2 separate regions of the Homo sapiens genome follow, and region 1 is linked to region 2. The links are chromatin loops, found by intact Hi-C in ENCODE. Cell type or tissue: PC-3. All regions are shown on one strand.

What was found. Peaks named below come from ENCODE experiments on the same cell type or tissue, not always from the same donor. Only the 100,000 strongest peaks of a DNase experiment are listed, where the experiment ranks them.
Region 1: a loop joins it to region 2, with 3 times the contacts of the local background. A loop is called at or near these places in 8 of 110 quality-filtered maps.

What each region holds. Positions count from the first base shown.
Region 1 is chr12:105,099,997-105,102,496 of GRCh38, reverse strand. It overlaps LOC414300 (a long non-coding RNA gene), which reads left to right. Exons shown (of 2, transcript NR_121211.1): 2 at 1-25. Among named protein-coding and RNA genes, the nearest start is that of WASHC4, 6.5 kb to the left of the region's middle. In PC-3, a CTCF peak has its summit at 1,292 (motif pointing right); a DNase peak (open chromatin) is centred at 1,726.
Region 2 is chr12:104,218,708-104,221,207 of GRCh38, reverse strand. The region is part of intron 1 of TXNRD1 (thioredoxin reductase 1); the gene reads right to left. Among named protein-coding and RNA genes, the nearest start is that of TXNRD1, 4.2 kb to the right of the region's middle. RefSeq lists a cis regulatory region at 1,685-1,695 and an enhancer at 1,618-1,762. In PC-3, no CTCF peak of the experiment used is centred here; DNase peaks (open chromatin) are centred at 1,007, 1,647 and 2,167; H3K4me3 peaks cover 615 bases; H3K27ac peaks cover 2,500 bases.

The sequences.
Region 1 (2,500 bases), 880 kb before region 2:
CTCCAATGCCTTCAAAAAGGATTTTAGCAAAAAAAGCAAAAATGGAAAAATTGGATAACATCAAACTTAAAAACTTCTGCATGTTAAAGTAAATAATCAACACAGTGAAAAAGCAAGCTATGGAATGGGAGAAAACAATTGCAAATCATATGTCTGATAAGGGATTGATTTCCACAATATGTAGAGAACTCTTACAACTCAACAACAACAAAACAATTTAAAAATTGGGCAAAGGATCTGAATAGACATTTCTCCAAAGAAGATATACAAATGGCCAAGAAGCATATGAAAAGATGTTCAACATCACTGTTAGAGAAGTGCAAATCAAAATCACAATGAGGTATTACCTCACACCCATTAGGATGGCCACTATCAATAAAACAAAAAATAACAAGTATTGGCAAGGATGTGGAGAAATTGGAACGCTTGTGCACTGCTGGTGGGACTGTAAGATGATGCAGTTGGTATGAAAAACAGTATGGAGGTTCCTTAAAAACCAAACATAGAATTACAGTATGATCCAACAATCCCTCTCCTGGGTATATATCTAAAAACAGGCTGGGCATGGTGGCTCATGCCTGTAATTCCAGCACTTTGGGAGGCCAAGGTGGGTGGATCAGTTGAGGTCAGGAGTTTGAGACCAGCCTGGCCAACATGGTGAAATCCCGTCTCTACTTAAAATGGAAAAATTAGCCAGGTGTGGTGGTACACACCTGTAATTCCAGCTACTCGGGAGACTGAGGCAGGAAAATTGCTTGAACCTAGGAGGCAGAAGTTGCAGTGATTGGAGACCACGCCATTGCACTGCAGCCTGGGCAACAAGAGCGAAACTCTGTCTCAAAAAAACAAACAAGAAACATGGAAAGCAGGATCTCAAGGAGATATTTGCACACTCATATTCACTGCAGCATTAATCACAATAGCCAAGAGGCAGAAGCAGTCCAAATGTCCATAGAGGAATGAATGGATTTTTTAAAATGTGATATATATATATATGTATGTATGTATGTATGTATGTATGTATGTATGTGATGGGGTGCAGGAAATACTACCCCAGCAGCTTCCAATTGTGCTTACAATAATATAGTCTCCCACTTGTCTGTATGCTCTATAAACATCTAAACCTTATCTCTTTGATACAGTTCAGTGCCAAGTATAATGCTAGGTACATAGATGATAAACATGTATTTGTTGAATGAGTGAACCAATAATTGTCATTTTTTTCAAGTGCTCTGTAGTAAATACTCAGTTTACAGGAAAAGTATTTCCTAATAGTTCTTCAACAGATGGCACTGTTTGTTAAGGAATCTAAAGATAAAAGAAATCATGTAATAAATGGCTTTTTTAGTTGTTCATTTCTTCAACCAGTATTTAATCAGGACTTTCTCTGTTTGGTATGTCACAGTGACCAAAACTCTTCAAAGAGCCCAATTGTCTGGTAAGTGAAATTTTTCAGATGTTTTAACTTAGGGGTCAGCAAAGTACAGACAGCAGATCAGTAAATAAAGTAAAACTTTACTTACTTTTGTAAATAAAATATCAGACTACAGCCATGCCCATTAATTTACATATTTTACATTAAACATAATTTACATTTGTGTTTCATCTATGGCTGCTTCACACTAAAATGGCAGTTGGGTAGTTATAGCAGCAATCATATGGCCCACAAGCCTAAAATATTTGTCACTTGGCCCTTTAAGAAAAAGTTTGTCAGCTGGGCATGGTGACTCACTCCTGTAATCCTAGCAGTTTGGAAAGCTAAAATGAAAGGGTAGCTTGAGCCCAGGAGTTCAAGAACAGTCTGGGCAACATAATGAGACTTGGTCTCTAAAAAAATTTGTTTTAATTAGCTGGGTGTGGTGGCATGCACCTATAGCCCCAGCTACTTAGGAGGCTGAGGCGGGAGGATCGCTCGAGCTCAGGAGTTCAAGGATGCAGTGAGCTGTGATTGCACCAGTGTACTCTACCCTCGGCAACAGAGTGAGACCCTGTCAAAAAAAGAAAAAAAAAAGAAAAAAAGAGGAAAAAAAGAAAGAAAGAAAGAACGAAAGAAGAAAGAGGAAGGAAGGAAAAGGAAGGAAAGAGAGGAAGGAAGGAGAAAAAGAAAAAAGGAAAGAAAGAAAAAGAAAAGAGAAAGAAAGAAGGAAAGAAGGAGAAAGAGGAAGGAAGGAAAGGTAGGAAGTTTGCTGATTTATCTGAACTCTAAAAGCAAAATAATATAAAAAAATTTTTTGCTGGCTTGACGCAGTAGCTCATGCCTATAATCCCAGCACTTTGGGAGGCCGAGGCTGGTGGATCATGAGGTCAAGAGTTTGAGACCATCCTGGCCAACATGGTGAAACCCCATCTCTACTAAAAATACAAAAATTAGCTGGGCGTGGTGGTGCGTGCCTGTAGTCCCAGCTACTCAGGAGGCTGAAGCAGGAAAATCACTTGAACCTGGGAGACGGAGGTTGCAGTGAGTCAAGATTGTGCCATTGTACTCCAGCCTGGGGACAGA
Region 2 (2,500 bases):
CACTGCAGCCTCGACCTCCCACGCTCATGCGATCCTCCCACCTTAACCTCCTGAGCAGGTGTGACTAACAGGCGCACGCCACCATGCCCAGCTATTTGTTTTTGCAGAGACTGAGGCTCACTTTGTTGCCCAGGCTGGTCTTGAACTCCTGGTGTCAAGCAATCCTCCCAGCTGGGCCTCCCAAAGTGCCAGGAATACAGGCATGAGCCACCACAACCAGCCAGATAGTTTGTTTTTAACATCAAAGAGTGATTTGTGATAGTCATTTATAGTTATATACATGTAGACTAGTTTCTACCAGCAAAGTAATGCTCAGAGCTAGAAAGTAGGATATAAGGAATATTCATGAAATATTCCCTGATGTTTTATGAAGGTAAAGAAAAGGCATTAACAGATTAATTCCTTCTTTTGAGTTCTTTCAAGGATTTAATCCAACTGTAAATCTAAAATACCGCCTCCCCCCCACCGTTTTTTTTTTTTTGGAGACGGAGTTTCGTTCTCATCACCCAGGCTGGAGTGCAATGGCACGACCTCAGCTCACTGCAACCTCTGCCTCCTGGATTAAAGCAATTCTCCTGCCTCAGCCTCCTGAGTAGCTGGGATTACAGGTGTGTGCTACCACGCCCAGCTAATTTTGTATTTTTTTAGTAGAGATGGGGTTTCACCATGTTGGCCAGACTGGTCTCGAACTCCTGACCTCAGATGATCCACCCGCCTTGGCCTCCCAAAGTGCTGGGATTACAGGCATGATCTACCGCACCTGGCCTAAAATACACTTTTTAAAAAAGCTAATTTAAAAGCTTTAAATACTCAGTACACATTAATACAAAGAGTAAACATTCAAATGTGAAAATCCAAATAATGAGTAATGACTTTAAATTACCTGGTTAAAATCAACAAAAAGCAAGATTACTCTACAATTATCTAGCGCATCGTGTAATACTAACTTCTGATTGCAGATTGCATGACTGCATGTCAGTCACGATCTTTGGTTCCATTCCAAAGCTTTCAATTTCCTCTTGGGGCATCTGACTCACCCTTATCAGCCTCAGTGATCTGCAGTAGCAACCTCCACCCCAGCCTCAGCCCCATTGCTAAGGATAGGCACCTCTGCCCAGAAATAGGTGATTTGACGCTGGCCTAAACACCTCACTGCAGTGTTCTCAGGCCTTGGTTCAAATAGAATCACTTGAGACACCAAAAATGAAGCTTCCTTCACTCTGAGGCTGATTTAGTAGGTCTGAAATGGAGAACAGGAAAATGAGTTTTTAATCTACACATTCCCAGCATGTAATTAATTCTCTTGCAGGTGGTCTTAGGACCGCACTTTGAAAAAATACTGTCTCCTCTCCTTACTAGAAGAAGCTGGTCAATGTTAATAGCATTGGCTTTTGGAACATTCCTCACTTATTAAAAAAAAAAAAATTGCCTTTTGCCATATGAGTCATATAAACACATTTACTGATTTGTAGGGCAGTATGCCAAGGACTGTAGGAGATAAGATAGTGAACAAAACACATTCCTGATCCTCAAAAATCCAGCAGGAAAAATGTTTGCAAGCTCATTAAAATAGAATGGAATGTGTGTTACAGAAGAAATACTAAATGCTAAGTGCCAAGATGTTAACTCCCTCTGCCATTCTCCTGAAGTGGTGTGTACCCATCTACTTTTATGATTACACATCATGACACTGCATTTTCTACGCCATTCTTCTCCACGAGACTCTATGTTCAAGGACTGAGATCATGCCTTGTTTATCCCTGAGTTCCCAGTGCCTGATAAATAATAGATGCTCGGTTGAAGAGTCATTCAAGCAAAACCTTCTGCATCATTAAGAAATTAGTTTCTTGAAACTTAACCACATAATTTTAATTTGAGAAGGAACTTAGAGATCATATGGTACTTAAGGAAGGTGGCTTCTAGAGTGTTTGTAGGTGACACACAAAAGAACATTTTTAATGTCAATAGTTATGTATAATATGGGCCTGGTGCAGTATACTTTGGGAGGCTGAGGCAGGAGGATCACTTGAGGCCAGGTGTTCGAGATCAGATGGGGCTGTTGCTTAGTGAGACCTATCTCTACAAAAAATTTAAAATTGAGGCTAGGCATGGTGGTGTGTCCCTGTAATCCTAGCTACTCAGGAAGCTGAGGCAGGAGGATTACTTGAGCCCAGCAGTTCAGTTTCAGTGAGCTATGATTCATGCCACTGCACTCTAATCTAGGCAACAGAGTGAGACCCATCTCTAGAAAAATAATAATCATCATTATGTATATATGTATGTGTATAGAAAAATATCTAGGCTGGGTACAGTGGCTCACACCTGTAATCCCAGCACTCTGGGAGGCCAAGGTGGGAAGATCACTTGAGCCCAGAAGTTTGAGACCAGCCTGGGCAACATGGCAAGACCTCATCTCTACAAAATGTAAAAAAATTAGCTGGGCTTGGTGGCACACTTTACCACACAGGAGGCTGAGGTGGGAGGATTGTTTAAGACCAGG